3 separate regions of the Mus musculus genome follow, and all the other regions are linked to region 1. A link is a loop called in an ENCODE intact Hi-C map of the cell type or tissue named here. Cell type or tissue: heart. All regions are shown on one strand. Region 1 holds the start of Hsf2bp (heat shock transcription factor 2 binding protein). Region 2 holds the start of Ndufv3 (NADH:ubiquinone oxidoreductase core subunit V3). Region 3 overlaps Ndufv3 (NADH:ubiquinone oxidoreductase core subunit V3).

The links. Hi-C counts contacts between places; a loop is a spot of excess contacts. Peaks named below come from ENCODE experiments on the same cell type or tissue, not always from the same donor. Only the 100,000 strongest peaks of a DNase experiment are listed, where the experiment ranks them.
Region 2: a loop joins it to region 1, with 2.2 times the contacts of the local background. A loop is called at or near these places in 11 of 42 quality-filtered maps.
Region 3: a loop joins it to region 1, with 2.3 times the contacts of the local background. A loop is called at or near these places in 13 of 42 quality-filtered maps.

The regions. Positions count from the first base shown.
Region 1 is chr17:32,031,614-32,039,613 of GRCm38, forward strand. Hsf2bp (heat shock transcription factor 2 binding protein) reads right to left here and starts at 2,895. Exons shown (of 8, transcript NM_028902.1): 1 at 2,832-2,895; 2 at 1,648-1,798. The coding sequence starts at 2,879. Rrp1b (ribosomal RNA processing 1 homolog B (S. cerevisiae)) reads left to right here and starts at 4,549. Exons shown (of 16, transcript NM_028244.2): 1 at 4,549-4,991. The coding sequence starts at 4,862. In heart, no CTCF peak of the experiment used is centred here; a DNase peak (open chromatin) is centred at 4,738; H3K4me3 peaks cover 2,618 bases; H3K27ac peaks cover 2,247 bases.
Region 2 is chr17:31,515,840-31,523,839 of GRCm38, forward strand. Ndufv3 (NADH:ubiquinone oxidoreductase core subunit V3) reads left to right here and starts at 4,276. Exons shown (of 4, transcript NM_030087.2): 1 at 4,276-4,422; 2 at 5,730-5,853. The coding sequence starts at 4,375. It also overlaps a transcript of Wdr4 not described here. In heart, CTCF peaks have their summits at 4,961 and 6,606 (motif pointing left); DNase peaks (open chromatin) are centred at 4,242 and 5,182; H3K4me3 peaks cover 2,016 bases; H3K27ac peaks cover 1,579 bases.
Region 3 is chr17:31,526,010-31,534,009 of GRCm38, forward strand. Ndufv3 (NADH:ubiquinone oxidoreductase core subunit V3) reads left to right here. Exons shown (of 4, transcript NM_030087.2): 3 at 1,301-2,392; 4 at 5,101-5,317. The coding sequence ends at 5,243. Among named protein-coding and RNA genes, the nearest start is that of Ndufv3, 9.9 kb to the left of the region's middle. In heart, a CTCF peak has its summit at 3,472; no DNase peak of the experiment used is centred here.

The sequences.
Region 1 (8,000 bases):
CGACCACTAGTTCATGGCTTTACAGTGAAACAATCAACCAGCAGGCTAATGCACTCTGTTACCAGGCAGCATTTTCCTTTTCTGGAAATAAATGCACAGACACTAATTGCTCTCAAAATTTGCCAGTTGAGCATGAGATTAGAATGAGGCAGTTAAGAAGTCAATAACCGGCAGCAGGAGGAGTAAGGCCCCCACAAAGAATGGTGACACAGCCAGGGAATTGCGACAGCTCTGTCGCTCGCTCTCAGGGAGAGCACCGCGTTATTGGAGCCCAGTAAGAGGTAGACTATGGAAGAAGCCACTGGGAGGGGCACTTGTTGTGGAAGAATGCAACCCAGCCCCTGGACTAACAAGTGGGGCAGAGGGCAGGCTGGCGGCCCTCCCACCTACTCCCTCTCTCTTTGCTCAGAGAGGCCTTCTTTGGTCAGCCCTGCCAACTCCAGTCTGTAGGGGGTTGCTCTCCCAGAGCACAGTACAAGACAGAAGTTAATAGAAATTAATGAGAAGACTCCTGAAAGAATGGGGCAGGGTTCCCTGTAACCATAATCGTTCATCCTTTATTTTTGTTTGTTTGCTTATTTTTCGAGACAGGGTTACTCTGTGTAGCCCTGGCTGTCCTGGAAATCACTCTGTAGACCAGGCTGGGCTCGAACTCAGAAATCCGCCTGCCTCTGCCTCCCAAGTGCTGGGATTAAAGGCATGCGCCACCACGCCCAGCCATCCTTTATTTTTTATTCCTAGGTTCACATGCATTGGCATTTTGCCTGCATGCATGTCTGTGTGAGGATAATGGATCCCCTGGAATTGGAGTTCCAGACAGTTGTGAACTTCACAAACTTCTAACTGCTTCTTCACCCTTCTAACTGAATAGGGCTGGCTAACTGGCCAAGTCCATATGCACAAACTAGAAACCCATATTCTGATCCCTTCTAGCTTGCTATTTAGGCAATCTAGCCCCCAACCCCCACCCTACCCCCTACACCACCCCTACCCCACAGCCTGCTTCCAAGTAGATCACCATACTGCTTGTTTCTTGAATCTCAGGCTAGGCTTGAACTCAGTATGTAGGTGTGAATGATCCTCAACTCCTGATCCTTATACCTCCACCACTTAAGTACTGGATTACAGGCATGCACCATCAAGTCTGGCTCAGATACCTATATTTTTGAGTCAAGATACTTTCTTGGTGGGGGAGGGGAGAGGGGTAGAAGACAACACTTTCAGGATGACATGACACACACACTGGTATGGGGGAGGGGCTGCAATCAGGATATAAAGTGGATAAATAAATAAATAAATAAATGGGGGAAAAAAAGATACTTCCTTATTTGGACTTACAGCTCTAACCATTACTTGGGTTTTTAAGGTGTACACTATAAAGCCACACTATGAGAGCTGGCAGTCAGATGTAACTTGAAAAATTAGCCTTACCCACCAAAAGCTGATGTCATTGCAATCCAGTCCCAATTGGTAAAGTGCTGACAAAAGCTCCAAATACCTCCCAAAAAATTTAACAGGGTTCCAGACTCATATCTGGTATGTTGCTCAAATGTCAAACATCTGGATAGACAAGTCCTAGCAATCCTGAACTTCGCTCAACTCCCCTGCCCACCCAAAGACAAGTGGCATGCATGAGGTAAGACTCACTTTTTTCTACCATCTTTAATTTCTGGAAACTTTCCAGTAACTCCCCATTTAGTATTCTGGGTAAGAAGTCCCGTATTTGCATCACTTCCGTCGTCAGCCGTTCCAGGTCCTTCTTTCTGACTTTAACAAATTCTTCTTTAGATTCCATGTTCTAAAAGAACAAGTAGATCTTAGCATTGTAGTATTTCTCTTCAGATGACTAGAACTAGCATCCCAAATCGACTTGCTCCCTTTTCTTTCATGCCTCTTACATTCATAATTGCCTCACAAATGTGTTTTTCTTTCATGCCTCTTACATTCATAATTGCCTCACAAATGTGTTTACATACGTACCTGTGTGTGTGTGTGTGTGTGTGTGTGTGTGTGTTAAGGTTTTTATTTGGTTTTTGAGAGGGTCTCACTGCGTAGCTTTGGTTGTTCTGGAACTATGTAGACTAAGCAGTGTGTAGGCCTCTGCCTCCATAGTGCTGGGTTACAGTCTCTTCCACCACTCTTGGCACCTAATGTCCCTCCTGTTACACATATATGGATATAGATGTGTGTGTACACATGGGCTTTATATACAGAGGGCCATGATGACGGGGACAAGGGTGATGATTCACACCCACAGTCCTAGCTTCTCAAGAGACTGAGGGTGAAATATGGCTTTGCCCAAGCGTTGGAGGCCAGCCTGAGCAACATGTCAAGACTGATTCAGTAAGAACAAATATGGTGGAGGAGGGAATGGAAATACGTAAGGGGAAAAACCGAACTCATATTCCTAAAAGCCAAAAGAAAATGCCTGCAAGTTAATGCGCCCCAGGCTGAACCGCTCGGGTGGGATCCCTGCGGCCGCATTTGGCTTTTGCTGACCCCTAACATTCACACCATCATACAATGGCATCCTACCGGAAGTAGGCATTAACCAGGCCCTCTCATGAAGGGGCATCAGGGGCAGAACCCAGATAAGTGAGTTCTCAGCTCCGGCTCCCCGGAGCCTCAAGGCCTAAGGCCTGGGCTACCACTTTTTAACCTGAGGCATCCGCAGATGATTTGGAACTGTGCCTCTTGTCTCCGGCCCTGGCCCACCCTCGCGCAGCTCCTGGCCAGGTCCCCTCAGGGCTACAGGGACATCTCCTCAGGCACTGGATCCGCCCTGAGGGGAGTAATCAGCAGCAGCTCCCATATGTAGGGCACCCACTGACCCGGCAGGCCTCCTCAGTACCGGACCCGTCGCCCACGGTTGCGGCCATAGCCGCTGCCTCAGCTTCGTGCGCCTGCGCAGAGCTCGCTAACACGCACACACAAAAACGCGGGAATCTTAAGATGCCCCACGATACGGAAAGCCACAAGGTTCAAATCTCGACGATTTGCTCTTCACTCTCGCTTTCTGGGTCCAGGGATGAGATGGACCTGGATTCTACTGTAGCTTTCCTACTTCAGTTGCGTTTCAGACTTGTTACCTGCAAAGTGAGGCCTGAGAGTCAAGCAGAATCCGTCCTTCCCTGTTTAGAGAGAAGATGCTACAACCAAACCTATACACTGTGAGAAACCGCGCAGGGAAAACCTCATCGTCCCTTGGCCCCAAGTGCTTCTGTGCCAGCACTTGGGTGGCGGAAGCTGGAGTTCAAGACAAACTTGCTACATAGCATGGGAAAATCTAGGCTGGGCTACATGGGGGTAAAAAAAAAAAAATCAAAATTAAATCACCAAAGCTTGGAAGAATATACTAATCTAATAATTCTCATGTTTGATAACGTAGAGTTTTAGATGTCCCTAAAGTTTGCACAATTGTTAAAAGCCTTCTTTTATGTTGGTTTAGTATGTTCCCGCTTGTGCTGGTTTATGTCAACTTGACACGAGCTAAAGTCATGGGAGGAGGGAACCTCAGTAAAGAAAATGTCTCTATAAAATCAGATTGTAGCAGGCCTGTAAGGCATTGTCTTAGTGACTGATGGGGAGGACCCCACCTATTATGGGCGGGGCCATCCCTGGACTGGTGGTCCTGGGTTCGGATTTCTGAGTTCGAGGTCAGCCTGGCCTACAAAGTGAGTTCCAGGACAGCCAGGGTTATACAGAGAAACCCTGTCTCGAAAAAAAAAACAAACAAACAAAAACAAAACAGGCTGAGCAAACTGCAAAGAGCACGGCGGTAAGGAGCACCCTCCATGGCCTCTGCATCAGCTCCTGCCTCCAGGGTCCTGTCCTGGGTGAGGTCTGGTCCTGGCTTCCTTCCATGGCGAACAGTAATATGGAATGTGAGTCAAAACAAACAAACAACGACAACAACAACAAAAAAACATTTGCTCCCCAGCTTGCATTTTTGGTCCTGGTGTTTGAAAATCTCACTACCCACTGCTTAGAACTGTGTGTTTTGAATGCAGGACTTACAGAGTCAAGTTAGATCCTCAAAATTTCCCTCTACAATAGACATCCCTGCATCTCACCCAGACGTCGTGTGTGTGGATTTGCTGATTCCCCATTCAACAAGCCTGCACCTGTCTCAAGATGCGGCGGAAGGCTTGCTGTCTTGCCACTACACACCCCTAGATCTATCCTAGGACCCTGCAAAAAAGGATTGCTCACTACACCACACCTCTGTAAGTGCCCCTGATGCTGCAGGGATGGGTTGTTCTCGCTCCTCTACAAATCTCACACCTGCCCTAAAAAGCTGCAAGGGTCTCCTCTCCACCTTTGCACTTGTCCCAGGACATTGGGAGGTTGGCCACCCCCTCTATAATGCTACATCAAAACTCAAGGCACTATCTTGGCGGAAACGGGGCGGGGGGTTGGTTGTGGGGGCTGCCCCTGTGCTGTCGTCAGCCTTGGGCTGCCTGGATGACGGCCTTCCTCCTGGGTCTCAAGTCTGTCCAGGGAAGCCCGCCGAGTGAATGGAGGTAGTAGCAGGATCGCCGCTTCCCCGATAGACCTTTGTTAGCTGTGCTTAGACTCTAAAACTGCATCAAACCAGCCGTAGGCGTTCTGCTGGAGGAGACCTGACCTCCAACTAACCGCCCTGTCAATCGCCCTGAACCTGGGCCACTCTCAGGACGCACTTCAAGCAGCGTTGCTACGGCGTCTACCCGCACAGGGGCCACGCGGGCTCCCTGGGCGCGCGGCGAGCGGCGCACCGGTGACGCCATCACCCGCGCGCCGCAGCCCATACGCAGACGCAGTCCGGATCGCTTGGCGGCGAGCGGCACGCGCGCAGCCTGGGGATGCTGAAGCGAGTGCGATGGCTCTCGCCATGCAGTCTTCCGAGTTCCAGTTCGCCCAGCGGCTGGCCTCCAGTGAGAAGGGCGTCCGCGACCGCGCCGTGAGGAAGCTGCGGCAGTATCTCAGCGCCAGGACGCAGAGCGACACAGGTGCGGGCCTGGGTCCGCGCCGCTTCGTGCGGCGAGGGTAGCGCCATTGGGCGCGGGTGCGGGTGCTACGGGCTGTGTGGCGGAGCTCCTGGCCCTGAGTCCAAGCTCACCACTGGCCCAGTTCACCGAGGCTCGTTTGTGTTTCTCTTTGCCTCCCTTGGATAGTGTCTGTAGACGCTGGAGTGCGTTAGTTGCCCTGAGAGGAACTCTGGCAATGTGGTGGCAGGACCTCGTGGCGATGGAGTGGAGTATGGGTGAATGCGGGAATGTATACCGGTAGTGTGGAAAAGTGCAGGAGAAAGTCCCTCTAAAGGAGCCTCCTGTGCTCTGCTGAGATTTTGACAAGAGGAAGCTGGCCAGGCAGACGCAAGAAAGAGCTAAGTGTGCCCCAAGCCAGAGAAATCTAAGTTGGCGCGCAAGGCATGTTGAAATAAAATTGAACCTGGGGGCAGTGTGGCCACATCACTGGCTTTTTCGTTTGTGTTTTAGCTGCCGTGGAATGCATTGCAGGGATTTATTTAAGTGATCCAGAATAGGTTCTGTAACTCCTTGAGTGAATGCGTAAAGTCTAGACTGCAGCCTACTGTGGGGGTTTCAGGTTGCAGCCAGTTGGCTGAAGTTTGAGTTACATGTTGCTAAATCTACTTAAATTTGAAGGCGGGGGGGGGGGGGGCGCGGAGAGATTGCTCAGCGGTTCAAGTCTCAGAACCCACGTGGCAGCTCAACCCTTTCCTGGAAAGGAGTCACCTCCTCTCACCTCTGCTAACATCGGGCATGCACGTGGTGTGCATACATAGAAGCAAGCAAATCTCATAGACCTCAATTAAATTTTTTTAAATGGTTTTTGATTGAAATCTGCCACAGGTGAGAGCACATACCATTCATTCCAGCATTGGAAGGCAGAGGACAGCCAGGGCCACAGAGCAAGCAAGACCTTGTCTCCCAGAAAGGAAGAGAAATCTGATAAAGGTGTAAAGACTAGGTTTTTTTCTTAACCATTTGTGTGTGTGTGTGTGTGTGTGTGTGTGTGTGTGTGTGTGTGTATGTATGTATGTGTGTGCTTATAGGCACACTCATGAGGAAGTTGAGTTCCAAAAGTTACCTGTTTCCACCGTGGAATCCAGAGGTGAAACTCAGGTAGTGAGGCTTACCAAGCAAGCTATTTGTTGCCCACTGAGCCACCTTGGCAGCTAGCTTCCCACCCGGACCCCCTCTCCCCCATAACATTTCTGTTAAGGATTGCCCCAGAAATTCAGTTTACTCCACTCTCCCCTCCAAACACCTGTTCTCTCCTGCTGCTTCTTCCATTTCTCACCACATTGCCCTGACTCTTCATCACATGCACACATTGTCCCTCTGTCCTGCCTTCTCAATAACTTGAATTACTCTGTCTTAACTGGAAGTTCCTTTATTTTACCTATTTGTCTGGCCCATCCATTCCCTTAACTCCCTTGTGCCTTTTGTTTGTTTCGGTCCCTACCCCCACCCCGCAGACAGGGTCTTACTGTGTAGCCCTGGCTGTCCAAGAACTCACTCTGTAGACCAGGCTGACCTCGAACTCAGAGAGATAGCCTGCGAAGTGCTAGGATTAAAGTTGTGAGCCATCACTGCCTGGTTTGTTTGGTTGGTTGGTTTTGGTTTTTGATACAGGATTTCTCTTGTGTTATAGCCCTGGCTGTTCTCAAGCTGGTCTCAAACTCTCAGAGATTCGCCTTCCTCTATCTCCTGAGTGCTGGGGTTAAAGGCTTTCATCCAGGGCTTCCATTGTGCCTCTTTAAACTGCCCTCCACAAATGGCCCAGGTCATTTTCCTAAAGCAAATCTCATCTTACTGCTGCTTCCCCTGAAGGCCACAGTCCTGTCAGACGCTGTGGTGTCCTCACCTGCTCTTCTAATTCCTCAGTAGTCAGTTAAACTCTTAGGCCCAGCACAGCAGGCACACTTTTCTCACCTCCTCCCCCTTGCATTCAGGCTTGTTCTACAAAGAATCACTTCTGAGAGAAATCCTCCTTTACTATCTCCCTGGTACCTCTTGAATTATAAACTATGTGGCCCTTTTATAGTGCTTAGATACATGGGGGGAGGAAGGGCTATTTGTTTGGAGACAGGATTTCCTGGAGCCAGGGCTGGTCTCTACTACCTATACTAAGAATGAATGACCTTGTCCCCAGCTATGTACAGATAACTGTTTCTGAACTCTGGTTTGAACCCTTTCTCTGTAAGGCTTCCGTTTGTCTCCTTAGCCATGGGTAAAAGCGTGGAGCCTTAGGAGAGCCTTCAGGAGACAAAAGCAAACAGGTACAGTACACCTGGACCGGAGGCAGCCAGAGATCATGCTTCTCTGACCCCCTGGAACAGGCCCAGGACACAAGGACCTGAAGCCATTGGCTCATGCCAGTACCCCAGGGTCCTTGCTGATGATTTATCTTGTTCCCCCATTCATCATCATGGACACTTTGTGGAATATCGTAGGCCTTCAAAAAATAAAATAACTGTACAGGGACTGAAAAGATGGCTCAGCAGGTTAGAACATTTGTTCTTGAACCTGTTTGGTGGCTCACAACCATCTCCAGTTCCTAGGTATCTGACACCCTTTTCTTTTTCTTTTTCTTTCCTTTTTTTTTTTTTTTTAATGGGAGGGGTTTATTGTGCAGAGATAGAGGGGTGGCGAAGCAGGTAGAAGGACAGAGAAGAAGAAAAAGAGAGAAAGAGGGGGGAGAGAAGAAAGAGAGAGGAAAAAGAGCCTGACACCCTCTTCTAACCTCTGCAGTCTACAGTTACCACAGACACACATGGTGTACATGCATGCAAGTAAAATATGCATAAAATAAACAAAAAATAACTGCAGAGACTAGGAAAATGGCTCCATCAGTAATATGCTTGTCATGGGACCGTGAGGACCTGAGTTCAGGTGTTTACCTATAAAAGCCAGGTGTAATCCTGGTGTGGCCATATTGATAAAATAATCTGTCCCAGAAAATTAGCTGGAGAGCTAGTGAAGGAAATACTG
Region 2 (8,000 bases), 520 kb before region 1:
TCAAATCCCAGCAACCACATGGTGGCTCACAACCATCAGTAATGAGATCTGATGGCCTCTTCTGGGGTGTCTGAAAACAGCTACAGTATACTTAAATAAATAAATCTTTGAGCCAGAGCAAGTGGGGCCTGAGTGAGTGGGGCCGGAAAGAGAAGAAAAGGTGCCTGAAGAGTGGCTCACAGTGTACCTAGGTATAATAAAATAAATAAATAAATAAATCTTTTTTTAAAAAAAAATTCAGTCTTGAAGGCTAGAAAGATAGCCCAGGGGTTAAGAGCATTAGCGGCTCTTTCAGAGAAATCAGGGGACAATTCCCAGGATCCAGATGGCAGCTCACAACTGTCTAAGACTCCAGTTCCAGGAGATCTGTCACCCTCTTTTGAGCTTGGCAGGTACTGCGTACACATGGTGTGCAGTCAGACATTTGGGCAACACACCCATACACAGAAAATAAAACTAACTAAATCATAAACGGGTGTGGTGGCACACACATTCAATCTTAGCACAAAGGGCAGAGGCAGGCAGATCTCTGTGAGTTCAAAGGACAGTCAGAGTTGCATGGTGAGACTGCCTTAAAAATAAGTCAGGCAGTTGTACACCTCTACTCCCAAAACTCAGGAGGTAGAGGCAGGTGGATGGATGTCTGTGAGTTCGAGGCTAGCCTGATGTACAGAGCAAATTCCAGGACAGCCAGCACTACACAGAGAGACCCTATCTTGAAAAAAACCTAAACAAACAACTACAACTTCCACCTCAAAGGAAATAAGAGATAGTTTATTCTGCACGGCCATATCCTAAGAGCACAGGTTTCGTGTTCCAACGTGGAAGAGGTTCCATGAAGTTTTAATAGTCACAGAACAAAGAGGACTCACAACCCAGGGTCCAAGGCACCTCTTAAACACACTGGTGGAAATATTAAATGGCAGTTACAGTATTGTGCTGAGGAGAAATCTCAACTGTAGGTCTGAGATGCTGTCTAGTGCTATCGCTTTTTGGTTTGGTTTGGTTTGGTTTGGTTTGGTTTGGTCTTTCAAGATAGGGTTTTTCTGTGTAGCTCTGGCTGTCCTGGAACTCACTCTGTAGCCCAGGCTGGCCTTGAACTTAGAAATTCACCTGCCTCTGCCTCCCAAATGTTGGGACTAAAGGCATGCACCACCACTGCCCCACTGTCTGACAACTCTTAACGCTTTGATTGGGGGAAAAGGAGGTCTGGTTAAGCTAATACATTCCAAGGTTTTTATCAATTTGTCAGTATGTTAGGTCCCACACAGAGTGGTATAAGGCTATTTAGGGAACTAAAGCTAGCTCCAGTTAAACTGTAATCAGGCTCTGGAGTGGCAACATTCCCACCTCCTCACACCACTGCAGTTGAACCATCAGTCAGCTTCTGCCTACACAGCAATAGCATCTTCCAATGGAATTCTCCTTCACACATCCAAGTTTTGTTTGGGGAACCAATGAATTTATTTTTGGCTGTTTACAGGAGCAAGACTGACTTGGAGGCAGATAGTGGGAAGCCCTCTGCGCCAAGGCAGCCATACCACCAAGGATTCCCATCCCACCATGGAGGATTCACAAAGAGCTGCCAGACTCAGGACTTCCACCCCTAATAAATTGCTTACTTCTTATATAATCTTGAGGAAGGCCTCGAGAGCCTCATGTTCCCTCTAGGAGGAAATGCTAACGGTTCAAATCTTGTGAGGACCTTCTGTGGGAACTTACATCTGCTCTGATTCCAAGTAGCACTGGCCATGCCCAACTCAACGGAAACAACCACATTGCAATCATGTCCCCTCCACACTCTATCTCTTCCTCCCCTTGGTACCCCCCCCCACCTACAGAACCCCTCCTCTATCAGCCTGGCTTGGGGTCACACTCTGTGTGTATTGGTCCATTTGCTGAGGCTATAACAACATAGCTGTGGTTGAGCAGCACGTAAGGAAAATAATGGGTTGAGTGGTGGTTGTGCACATCTTTGTTCCCAGCACAGAGAGGCAGAGGCGTTTGGATCTCTGTTGAGTTTGAGGCCATGGTTGGTCTACAGAGAATTCCAGGACAGCCAGGGCTACACAGAGAAACCCTGTCTTGAAAGAGAGAGAGAGAGAGGGAGAGAGAGAGAGAGAAGAGAAGAGAAGAGAAGAGAAGAGAAGAGAAAGAAGAAAGAAGAGAAGAGAAGAGAAGAGAAGAGAAGAGAAGAGAAGAGAAGAGAAGAGAAGAGAAGAGAAGAGAAGACTGGAGAGATGGCTGAGATGGCTTAGAGGTAAAGAGCACCATCTGCTCTTCCAGAGGTCCTGAGTTCAATTCCCAGCAACCACATGGTGGCTCACAACCATCTGTAACGGGATCTGATGTTCTCTTCTGAAGACAGGGACAGTGTACTCACATACATAAAATAAATACATCTTTAAAAGAAAAGAAACAAAGAAACAAAAGAGGAAGGAGGGAAAGACAGATTCCTAAGGAGAGTAAGTTCAAGGACAGCCTAGGCTACATAGGGAGACTTTGTCTTAAAAACAAAACAAAACAAAACAAAACAAAACCCTCCAAATCAACCAAGGCAATCACCCTCAAAACATCACACACTTCTTATGAGAATTACCAGGTTCCCATAGTAGCTATATTAGTCCCTTCCAAGAGCTGTACCCATAGTGAGGAATTACTTTCCATGGGCTCCACCTCTTACTACACCCATAATAATGGATTACTTCCCACAGCCCCACCTCTTATTGCTTCTAGTCCTTCACCATCACCCTGGAGACCAAGAACTTCCAGCTCATGAGCCCTCGGAGGGCAAATGCATACAGCTCTCCCACTGAGTAGTCTTTCCCTTGCATTTGTTCTTGCATCTCCCAGTTCCTCCAGCGTCTAAACTGGTCGGCTGTGAGAAGTGGAGGTTTTGAGTCCTATGGTTTTACAGCTCCAACTCCAGTCCCACAAAGGACAGGTGGTACCCGTTCCCCTCAGTATTATTTACTCACCTCTAAAGCATGCAAGTGTCCCCTGGAGACAAGAGTAGGTGAAGAAGGACAATTATTTGTGTGGTAGATCGAGCTTCTTCTCAGCCCACAGTGTCCGTAGCAATCTCATGTCACAGAAACCTTTCCCATTCTCAGATCTAGAAGATGCTCTCACATGGGCTGTCTCCAGTCTTCAGAGGCCTGCAATGCACTCTGTCTCTGGAGCCTGAACACTCCTTGGAGCTCCCGTCATGCCATTGTCCCCCTGACAGCCTGGACACAGCATTAACAGCTCTAATATTTTTTTTTCTTCTCAGTAATTCATTTCATTGTTCTGAATCCTTTCACTGACATTGAATTTTCCTTGGTGGAAAATTGGAGGTATAGACATAACCATCTATGTGAAATACTTACTGTGCACTGGGCAAACGTGTGCGAGGGGCCACCAATCAATCAGTGGGAAGAGGAATTCCAATAACACATACTGTAACACAGCTGTGCCTTAGATATGGTTCTCCAAAAAGCTTTGTGTGTTAAAGGCTTGGTCCTCAACTGGTGAAGTTGGGTGTGCATGTGTGTGAGTATATATATATATATGTGTGTGTGTGTGTGTGTGTGTGTGTGTGTGTATAATAGGGACAAATGACAGGTACTTTTCTTTCTCCTCCCCCCCCCCCACACTTAATTGTTATATATAAGTATACTGTAGCTATTTTCAGACACCAGAAGAGGGCATCAGATCTCACTATAGAGGGTTATGAGCCACTATGTGGTTGCTGGGATTTGAGCTCATGACCTCTGGAAGAGCTGTCAGTGCTCTTAATCGCTGAGCCATCTCTCTAGCCCCAAGTTTATCTATTGATTACAAACAATCTTTACAGTTACTCTGTAAAAGAGCAGGCTGTCTTTGAACTAGCCCTACTGCTGGTATGGTAGGTGGGCACCTCCATGCCCAGCTTCTGGTTTGTTTGTTCAAGACCACGCCCCTACTGGGCAAGCGCACTACCACCGAGTTGTATCTCCAAGAAACAACAAACTCACAAAGATCTCACCAAACACAGAAGTCTCTCAAGTCGAACCAGAAACGCAAAGGACATGATTCTAGCTGTGCAATTTTGGTAGGTTACAGACCAGAGTTAAGGGCGAGATCAGGGCAAGGTGGGCAGGCCCAAATCGGAGGGGCGGGACTTTCAGCGGGATCTACCCAGGGGAGGACCCCACGCTTTCCCGAACCCGGAATTGGTGGACTCAGTTAGGGGCGTGGCCTTAAGGAGCCCTCCCAGAATGCGCGCGCAAACGCTTGGGTCCACCATGGTGTGCGATTGGTGAACGTGGACGCGGGGCGGAGCCTGGGGTGGTGCGTGTGCACAAGTAGGTCACGTACCTAAGTGCGACCTCCGCTCTTGGCATTTGTGCCATGGCGGTCTCTCTCCTCCTGCGGGGAGGACGGATCCGGGCGCTGAAGGTAAAGGGCTAACGGGCGGGACATACCGGGCCCTTAGCCTGACCCTTAACTGCACCCGTGGGCCCGGTGCGGAGAGGGGTCCTAGGGCCTGTGCTCACCTGACCCGGACAGAAGGGTTTTCTCTGCAGGAGTGAAACCGAGTCACTGAGGCTGTTTTTAAAACGAAACCTGGCTTTCTCTGCAAAACTAGTATTGGGTTTTGTTTGGGTTGGGTTCGGTGGATGGAACCTAGGGCCCTGCGCTTGCTTGTCAAGAGCTGTCATTGAACTGGCCCCAAAGCAGGAAATGCTCACAGCAATATAAAATACAGGTGACAGAGGGCTCCCGTCGTCAAATGGGCACTGTTTAATTATTCCTTCAGGTATATTGCTCCCAGCGATTTTTTTCCAGCGTGTATCGGTACACATAATTTGTACACACACGGAGAATCATCAGTATAAATAGAAGTTTTCCGGTTCTTTTGCTCCACCCCCCAACCCCCTCCCTAGCATGAAGCATCCTAGGATCTAACACATACCTTAGCGGTTGCCGGCTGAATTACAATAAGATTCTTCTCAAATTGTAACACTTCTGAAGCAATTATCTACATCCTATTTACTAGTAGATAGTGTTTCTGCAACTTTACTAACTGTAGGGAGATAATTTTGCAAAAAGAAACATAGTATTTTGTAAAGTAACAAAATAGCCAGTAGAGTAAACTGGCTGCCCTGTATTAAGACCCAGGAGTCTTGGGCTGAGAGCCAACTGGGCCTTGCATCCAGGATCCAGGCCTGAGTGTTACAGCCGGCATGATGGCTGCCATCCAGAGGCCAGCACTTCCCTCCCCCCTCCCCCATGCTAACACAGGCTCCCCCCCTCCCCCCAACACAGGTCTGTCTAACTGAGGCTTTGCAGGACACGTGACAGCAAGAGCTTTTCTCAGAAGCATCTGTCTCCCATCCTCCCAACCCCTGAGCCCCAGGTTTCTGCAGAACATAGAACCAGGCTCTTCTCCAAGATATCCTGAAGCTTTGTATAACGAAGCTGGCAAAGTCTTTATTTTTAATAAAAACTTTCCAAGTGCCTATTTTGGGAAATTTCTGCAAAGATTAGGGAAATAAAGTTGTTTTCATTTACCCAGATGCTAATAGTGATTTTCCTGGAACTTGGGGTATATTTTTCTTGCAGCTTTTGGGGTATTTGTCAGAGCATTCATAATTCCCATATGTTATGACCATTGTAATAAGTGTGCCATGTGAATATGAATATATAATACATTGTAATGGCTGTTATCGAAGTGAGTATCTTTGCTTGTCTGCTCTCCCCAGGCTGTGCTCCTGGAGGCAAGGGTGTTCCCGGGAGAACTGGTTTCTGTAGTGAGGCTGTCTACAGAGTCAGAGAAGAGTGCAAAGGAGAAAGAGCTACATCCCAAGACACAAAGTGTGCTCAAAGGTGAGATGTTAAATATGATCTCGGGGGTGTGGGGGAGGCAAAGAACGAAAAGTCAGTAGCATGAAGTGAGGTGGGCCAGACGCATAACCTAAGACTTCAGCTCACAGTGAGATGGAAGATTGGACCTCACTGGTAATACAAAGGCTTTGACTCTATGTTAGCTCTAGATATGGAGTAGTGCTTCCTAAATGGCCAACCCAGCAGGGAGAACAGAAGGGCGCTGGCATTTCCAAGGCCCTCAGGAACACACGCTATTTATCGTGAAATAGGGAGACCCCACCCTACCTTCCCGTCCCTGGTTTTTGGTTTTTCCTGACTCCCCAAGACTCTGGTGAAGTTTTCCTGGTGTGCCCCCTCACCATTTGGGGGCCATCATGACCTCGGGGAGGGAATTAGGAACGAGCACTTCTCCTGTGCTGCACGCAGCTAGGACCCAGCTGGTGTCCAGCTCTCTTCAAAATCATTTTGATTTCTGTCACTTGTTCCTCTCTCTGAATGCCAGCGTAGGATGGCCTCATGCCAGGCAAGATGAAATGCAGTGCATTTTTAATGCTTCTCCTCTGAGGATAATTTTATTTCCTATGCCTTGCTTGTTTTTTATGGTTTGTGTATTGGGTCCATTGAATTTAAGTTTTTTTTTTTTTTTAAGATTTATTTATTCATTTTATGTATATGAGTACATTGCAGTTGTCTTCAAATCCCAGCAATCACATAATGGCTCACAATCATCAGTAGTGGGATCTGATGCCCTCTTCTGGTGTGTCTGAAGACAGCAACAGTGTACTCATCATATACATAAAATAAATTAAATCTTTTAAAAAAAGAAGAAGAAGAAGGAAGCAAGGAAAGAGGCCTTCATTTTTACGAATGTAACTAAGTTGTGTACCATATATGGCATAGACTTTATTTTATTTATTTATTTATTTTGGTTTTTCTTTTTCTTTTTTTTTCTTGAGACAGGGTTTCTCTGTGTAGCCCTGGCTGTCCTGGAACTCACTCTGTAGATCAGGCTGGCCTCGAACTCAGAAATCCACCTGCGTCTGCCTCCCGAGTGCTGGGATTAAAGGCGTGCGCCACCACACCCGGTGCTTTTTTTTTTTTTTTAAGATTTATTTTATGTATATGCGTACACTGTAGCTGTTTTCAGACACACCCAAAGAGGGCATTGGATTCCCATTACAGATGGTTGTGAGCTACCATGAGGTTGCTGGGAATCAAACTCAGGACCTTTGGAAGAGCAGTCAGTGCTCTCAACCGCTGAGCCATCTCTCCAGCCCAAATCTTATCTTCTAGACACATGATTGTAGACTACATGGGTTTTAGGACCCAAGAGCCTACTATATAAGAACAGGGGTCTGTGTGGATAGAAGTGCTGTCATCCTGGGAAGGTTTTCGAAGGGTGACCTGGCCCGGGAGTTAGCCTTGGATTCCCAGGAAGCTCCTGGCCCTCTGCAGCCATCTGAGCCTGCAGCTTTGCCACCTCCCTGGGTGCTACGGGGCTGTAGAAGCTGTGGTGTGTGCACGCACACTCCAAGTGCATGCTCATCCACTTTGTGAATGGCATTTTACTTCAGGGTAGAATATGGTCTTCAGAAATAATAAGTTGTTCTGTGCATATTACACTTGTATATTCTAATGTAAAATACTTTCTGTACGAGCTCACACTCCTAAATTTAGCCACATATGGGCCTGTGTTTTCCCTTGAAGTGCCAAGGATTAGAAACCATCTCAATTAGAGTGGCTTTGGGAGCCCCTGGGTCTCTCTACATCTGCTCTTAATCCCCAGCCACTGGGAGTGGGTTAGGACCCACCCTCCGGGGCAATATTTTCTGTCCTACTCTGGAGGCTCCAATATCTTAGCACAAGCTTCCTTCCCCAGGAAAGCTGCCACTCCATGTTGGTACCAGGATGCTCCCACAGGCCCTTCATGGAGACATGCCTGGGTTTCCTTGCTGTTTGTTGAATCCTGTCACCAGAGCACATTGTACAGGTCTATAAGATACTGGCTGAGCAGTTTGCACGTTGCTTTCTGTCAGTTTGTTTTGTTTTGTTTTGTTTTGTTTTGCTTCTTCCCCAGATTCTGTCATGTAGTATAGGTTGGGCTTGAACTCCAATCCTCTGGCGTGCTGTGGGGTGGGGCGAGGGGG
Region 3 (8,000 bases), 510 kb before region 1:
CTAGCACCTGGCCAGGGTAACCACACCCCAACCCTCAGGCTATCTCCTATTTGCAAGAGTCCAGCTCAGAGAAATACCAGTGGTGGTGTAGACAGTGGGGGGGGGGGGGGGGGAGGCTGGAGAGATGGCTCAGTGGTTAAGAGCACTGACTGATCTTCCAGAGATCATGAGTTCAATTCCAAGCAACCACGCGCGCCACCACTGCCCGGCACGTACCCCTGTCTTAAGGATTGTACATCTGCTCATCTGGAGAATGTTTGGTCCCACTTCGGCTCAGATGGTAATTAACCATTTACAACTCGTCCTGTGTTTTCCTTCTGATCTGTATGGTTAGAAAGATTGACAACGAGCCGGGCGTGGTGGCGCACGCCTTTAATCCCAGCACTCGGGAGGCAGAGGCAGGCGGATTTCTGAGTTCGAGGCCAGCCTGGTCTACAGAGTGAGTTCCAGGAGAGCCAGGGCTGCACAGAGAAACCCTGTCTCGAAAAAAAAAAAAAAAAAGAAATAAAGAAAGATTGACAACTGAGAAGACTCAACGAAATTAGCTCTACCGTGATTTTTTTTTTTTATTTCGCTCTTTCATAAATGACTATGAAATGTAAGGGTTTTTTTTGGTTAGAATTTATTCTGTTGGGCTTTCTGCTGTTGTTGTTTCTGCAGTTTAACATCTGTCTCCAGTGATATATGTGGTATTAAATTATTTTAGACTTTTGGGTTTTGTAAAACTTGTTTTCTTGGCTGAAGAAGTCCCCACGTGACCTGTGATTTTTGAGGGCTTTTCTTCCTTTTTAGGGCAGCTTTACAAGAAAAGCTATTGCCACTCCCTCCGTCCTACTGACTTGTCTCACGTCTCACCGGATGCACCAGGCACTCTTGTCTAGACTTCTGATGCTTTGCTCAGGAAGGGCAAACCCTGAACTTGTTAATATTCCAGTGGTGTTAGCGCTTCAAGACACCATACACCTGTAAAACCTGCGTAGCCAAGGGAAAGCATCTGCCGTCTGCATTAGAGTTGGCCTGATGTAAATCTGAGTGGGGTCATTTAAGATGTCCTCTGGGAAGCAATGCGTGTGAGAAATGGAGTCAGTTACGGCTCTTGTTGGTGAGAAAGTCCCTCCTTGAAGGTTGCACTCAGAGGCAAGTCTGCTCACTCCTAATGCTGTCCCGGCGCACGGGGAGGTTCCCGGAACCTGTGTTACCTTGACAGCGTTATAACACAACATGCTGGTACGCAATGAAATGTCTGTGGCTTTGAGTTGTTCTTTAAATAACAAATGTTCCTCTTTATGCCGTTTCCCAGATGTGGGAGCAGAGGAGAGGGGCAAGCTCCTAACCGCGCACACAGCAGCGGCACTGTCCAAAAACTCACCTCCACCCAGTTCTTACCCATCAGTGGAGAACACAGGTGGGGCTGTGGCAGGCCCGCACCCTGGCGGCAGCCTGCTGCCCACAGATGAAGGGCTTCCGAAGCATTTGTCAAGAAAGACTTTGGTAGCGTTTCCTCAGAAAGTTATGCCTCCACCCCAAGCACGGGGTTCTGACTCAAAGGCTCAGGGGCACGTGCAGAAAGTGACAAACGATTCATCTTCATCTTCCTCATCCAGCTCCTCAGATTCAGATTCTGATGGGGAGGAACATGACTCAGACCGTGCTCCCCGAGTGGCAAGCAAAGGCAAGGCAGGGTCTTCCAAACCGGAGGCCTCCCGGCCCTTGACGACTGGAGCCCCTAAAATCACAGTTTCTGCAAAAGAGAAGGCCAAGGTCCAAAAGCCACCCACAGATGTCACCTACCCAGAGAAGACCCTGCAGCCTAAGAAGAAATGGACCAAGCCTGTAGAAGACAGCAAAGAAGCCAGGTCCAAGCCCGTGACATCCAGGCCACAGTCCAGTGAGATGTTGGAGCAAAACGTGAAGGAAGAACACCAACGGGGGAAACCGAGACCAGACAAGACAGGAAAGGAAAGCGCAAAGCCATGTGAAGCTGAAGGAATCTTACCCAGCCACGGGAAAGTCAGAGTACCCACACAGCCCACTAGTGGGCCAGTGCCCACAACGCAAATACAAGAGGCCAGTGCAGAACATCCGCCAGCCGTTGCCCCCAGGAAGGGAGCTAGATATCCGGAACCAAAAGTGCCAGAGCCCGGATGGAAGACCTCTTCTCCCCTGCTCAGAAAAGAAAGCGCAGAGAAGCAGGTGCCAGAAGGAGGCTCCCAGGTCCAGGAGGTCTTGGAAGATCAGAAACCAGTGAGCTATTCGAAGACACTTCCTGTTCAGGAGAAAGATACTGTTGAAGAGAGTGCCAGACCACATCTGGAGGGGAGGTTCCAGGTGGCAGTCGAAGCCCCACCCACTGATGCAGTCCTACCCCAGGAAGCCCCGGCCGACACACAGGGTACACCTTGCCTTGGTTCAGACTCTCCTTGTCCTTTAGGGTGTATAGATCCTAAAGACCCTCTTGAGTTTCTGTGTATTTAGAAAGGAGTATTTTTTTTTTCTTTTTCTTTTTTTGGACAGTGTCTCTGGTAGCGCAGGCTGTTTTCAAACTCGCTATGTAGCTAACACTGGCGTTGTGATCCTGATCCCCCTGCCTCCGACTCCCAGGTGCTGGCATCTCTCATGTACCACTTGGCCTCATTTAACTATTTCTTAGATGGCATAATTTATGAAAACTGACAGTCTAGAATCACCACGCATAACCTTGGAGGATATCCACGCATGTAGCTCATGAACTTGCCCAATACTCAGCTGAGTGGAAAGCAGCACAAATCTTGTGGTGCTCTCAAAAGTCAGGAGCAGCAGTCACACGGCAGTGATAGCCCTCGGGTGGACTGAACTAGACCCGTACCTTAGTGAACTGAAGGAGTGTTAACAGGCAGGCAACCAGGCTGGAGAGATGGCTCAGTGGTTAAAAGCACTGACTGATCTTCCAGAGTTCAATTCCCAGCAACCACATGGTAGTTCACAACCATCTGCAATGGGGTCTGATACCTTCTTCTGGTGTGTCTGAAGAGAGCAATGGTGTACTCATATACATAAATCTTTTTTAAAAACAACAATAACAAACCAGACAGGTAACCATGGACAGCATCTGCGGGCTTTTCCCAGCACAATGGGCTGTATAATCGTCTACTGTGAGTTTCCAATGAGGGGCTTTTCAAGGGGTACTATACTCCTATCGTACTAAGTGGTTTTGCACATGTGTGACACCTCTCTGAGCAGCTCCCTAAAGAACAGCAATTCTCGCCGGGCGGTGGTGGCGCACACCTTTAATCCCAGCACTTGGGAGGCAGAGGCAGGTGGATTTCTGAGTTCGAGACTAGCCTGATCTACAGAGCGAGTTCCAGGACAGCCAGGGCTATATAGAGAAACCCTGTCTCAAAAAAGAAAAAGAAAAAGAAAAAAGAAAAGAAAAAGAAAGCAGGAATTCTTTGATTTAAAATCCGAAGTTCCCGAGTCCTCCTTAAGATGGCAGCATCGCCGCTAACGAGGCCTTCCTGCACCTGCGAGTCATTCCCAGCCACGCCCCCTCCTCACCTAATTTGCATCACCATGGTGTGCTAACTATCGCTCTTCCGGGATGTTTACAGCATTTATGTTTTCTTCCTTTAACATTTCTCCTCCTTCACTAGTTAACCATGTACCAGTGCACGCCTGACTTCTAAGACCTCGGGACCTGCCTTTCCGACCCCGTTCCAGTTTTCAGACCTGATCTCAACTAGAGATCTTAAACCTAGCACGGAAGCACAGGCATGGGGATTTCTAGGTTAACTCACAGGGCTGCCGATGTAGCTTAATATGGGGCTTAACCAGTGAGTAAGGTCCTGGGCTCAGTTTCCAACACTGCAGAAACAAAAACTTGCCTCCCCTCCATCCCTAGCCCTCTTTGCTGGCAGCTGAGGCTCACAAAGTGTCCATGCCCAAAGCTCCTTGCTTACAGGTGGGCTCTTATTGATAGAGTTTATAACCCACCCAGCTCCCATCAGTTTTCACCGGCCCTGCCATAACTGTGTACTCCGTGGCTTTGAAGGTATACCTTCCACACACTGAAGATTGTCAGCTCACCGAGGAAGAGAAGATGCCATCCTTTTGTCCTTCCTGCTTGCTTGCCTGCCTTCCTTCCTTCCTTCCTTCCTTCCTTCCTTTCTTGAAATTAAATGAAGAGAAACAGCTTTTGGATTTGGAATAGCGAACCATGTATTTAAGTTGGTGGGGTGTTTGTTTCTGTGTCGTGCAGTGTGAGTAGAACTGAGGCAGGAAGCCTCACGATTCCCAGGGATCCAGGAAGATATCCGCACAGACTTGCCTTGCGGCTACGCTGCATTGCTTGTCTCCTGCCTTGTTGCATTTGAGTTGCAGAAGAGCCCGTCCTTTTGCTTTAGTCCCATGCTTTGAGTTTTAAGATTTTCAATTACTTAGGTACATAGATTTAATTTTTTCTCATTTAAGATAAAAGGAGAAATTACTATTTTTTTTCCTATGGTTTGGAAGGTAACAATTTTCAAAAAGTTAAAATGGCAAAGCTACAGCTCTTTCTGGGTTTGTGTGCCCATTTTCACCAATATTGTAACACTCAGGTTTTTCTCATATCTGCACATGCTTATTTCTATCACAGACAGACATCCAAAAGAATGTGATTTCTCTCCTGTGTCCATCTGTAATTCCAGATCCTTCCAAATGCACAGTGTGAACCCAGGGCTTAAAAATACAAAAAGGACGGGCAAGGTGCTCCGATCCTGTATAAGAAACGAAGCAGCCTTGTCCTGTCCCCTATCTGAGAGGTTAGACTCTGCCATCTTATTAACAACAACAACAAAAAGCAGAGAGTCTCCTGGCAGGCCTGTGCCACAATCTCGGGAAAGGTTAGCGTTTTTACAATGGCACTGCCTCCGTGTGCTTTGTGATTCTGCTCAGCCATAAGGTTCGGCATGCACTTCAGGTGACTCTTTTACATTGCCCTTGAAGATGCAGGGCTCTCAAGGTCTCCTGTCTGCTAGTTAGAAAGCTCACACACTATAAACTGGTAGTGTGGAGACTTCTGCTTCCTAAGCGCCCCAGACAGATTTGTGTGTCTGACAGCTGTCTTGTCACCTTTCTCCACAGAGCCCGAGCCGACTGACACCACCACCTACAAGAACCTGCAGCACCATGACTACAACACATACACCTTCCTGGACCTGAACCTGGACCTCTCCAAATTCAGGCTGCCACAGCCGTCTTCAGGACGAGAGTCACCTCGGCACTGAGCTCAGCTCAGGGTAGACCCCGATGTTGGTTCCCATGAATCCTTGCCTGTGAGAATAAAAGGCAGAGTCACAAAGCTCACTATGTGGTTATTTCCCCTCGCACCTCCCAGAGAATGACTTAGCGACACCCTGATTACTCGTATAGTCTACGTGGTTCTGTGGCATCCCCCAGTGGCCACAGTGAAGTGGTCACAGATTCTTCCAGGTTAGAGTCCGTAGCTCCGGGAGATGTTTAACCTCATCATCCCTAACAAGGCCAGAGGGAACGTTCTATTTCAGAGCACACTTAGGGACGGCTGTGTACCACACCCCTCTTAACTTGCCAGTCTACAGCCAGCCAGAGGGATCCGTAAAAAGAGAAACAAAGCAAAGTCGGGCTCACTCAGCCTCATACTGGTCGGCAGCAGTTTCTGCCAGGTCTGAGCCACAGCCCCAGTGAGCCGGGGAAGGCGTTACACTGATTTAAACATGACACAAAAATTGCAGGATATTTGATCACACTGTGGACCCTGAGATTTACTGGGAAAACCTGCTTTTAGTTGTGCTGTGGCTCAGCCTTAACACACACCTTTAATCCAAGAGCTTTCTGCTTGAATACTGGGAGCAGGAATAAATAAAGTCAACCATAGGCCAAGAGGCGGAGCAAACAAGCAGCTGACAGGAAGTGAGCATAGGATTAGTAAGAAAAGTACCATAGAGACTAAGGAAGTCAGGAGGACAGATAGAGAAACTCACAGGAAGTCGTTCAGTTTGAAAGGCTTTTTGAGTTGGTGTGGGAAAGGGACATGCCTTCTGGGACAGAGGAAGATGGTCAGCTGGGTGCTTTCTCTGCCTCTCTGAGCTAGCTACCTAAGCGTCTGGCTCCTGAGTCTTAATTGGTAAAATCGAATGATTGAGACGTTTAAACACGTTTTTGTTTAAAAAAAAATGTGTGTGGAGAGAAACTGGGGATAGGAGGTACACTCGTAAGACCCCCACCCTCGGTCGGTGGTACTTCACTTCGAGATGCCCCCAAATGAGACACCAAGACGCAGATCTATGCAAAAGCAAGAGGTTTATTTTCCGGCGCATGGGGTCAACCTCAATCAGTCCCTCAAGGCGAGTGACAAGAAGGTGACCCTGAATGGCTATTACAAACAGTTTTTATACTTTTTAGGGGCACAGGTTACATCAGCAAGGTTACAGTTCAAGCTTATTGGGTAAGCATATTGACCTTTAAATCTATTGGCTAGCAAACATGACACACATTTGAACTCTACCTGGGACTTTGCAGAGGGTCAGGTGACTATCAGTCAGTACATTTGGAAAATCTTTTACTCAAGAATGTTCCTGGGCTGGTGAGATGGCTCAGTGGGTAAGAGCACCCGACTGCTCTTCCGAAGGTCCAGAGTTCAAATTCCAGCAACCACATGGTGGCTCACAACCATCCGTAACAAGATCTGACTCCCTCTTCTGGTGTGTCTGAAGACAGCTACAGTGTACTTACATATAATAAATAAATAAATCTTTAAAAACAAAAAAAAAAGAATGTTGCTGTGTGTGGGTGGAGAGTAAGGGTTCCCAATAGCTAGGGAAAGTGATTGTCGCCTCAGAGACGTGGCAGGAGCCTTAGTTTAAATGCCTAATTGGCTGTTAGTACTGTGGCCTTGCATCATCCAAATAAGGACACTGCACCTTCCTGGAGTTCATGGGTACGTAGGGAGGTGGGACGGATGCAGGGTAGGGGGACAGTCTATGGGGAACCCTTGCAGGGACCCGCAGGATGGTAGAGGGCAGATTAAAGAAGCAGTCTGTGGGAAAGAGGCAAAGACAGACCACCACGAGATTGATAATGGGAATCCTAGAAAGGGGTCCTCAAGGCCTTAGCATGTGCCCAGGTGCTGAGCTAGCTAGCATTTGGACTGTCAGAAGCTGTGGACACAATTTGAGGCTAGTCCAAACCTCTGGCCTCTGGGAGAACTTAACTCACTCCTGTATTTTGTTGAAAGTGGAAAAAAAAAAACACTCTATAATTTGATTGATATTCTCACTCCCCTTCCCCCAACTATGGTGGTAGGCAGCAGTGTGGCAGAGGTGGAAAGGGTCTAGAAAGGGCATGTGAACGAAGCCAGGCGGTGGTGGCACACGGGAGGCAGAGGCAGGCGGATTTCTGAGTTCGAGGCCAGCCTGGTCTACAAAGTGAGTTCCAGGACAGCCAGGGCTATACAGAGAGACCCTGTCTCGGAAAAAAAAAAAAAAAGGGCATGTGAGCATGTGAAGGTTTGAGATTCTGTCCCCCCTCTGGGTGAAGACTTACACAGTAAAAGACACTTAAAGCTCCTGCTAGTCTTGGTGCCGAATGGGATATGGAAGAAGGATGAAGCCGGCACCAGCAATGATCAGGATACTGCCATGCTCAAGAAGTGGGTGGTGAAGTTGAAGCCCAAGACAGCCATAGTTCAACCACCATCTTGAAAGCCAGTCCAGGCCATGGTCTCTCCAACCTCATGCTCATGCTGACATGGGAGAGCCCCAGTGAACAGAGAGGCACTTGCGGCTAAGCCTGATTACTTGAATTCAAGCCCCAGGGCCCACCACATAGGATAGAACTGATTCGCACATGTTACCCTCTTACTTCAATTCATGGCCATGGCATGTGCATATCCACATACATACATATACATTATATGCGCGTACATATTAAATAAGCATCATTGGGCTTACACACACACGTGTAAATACCTATACTAACAAGTACGTATAACACACACACACACA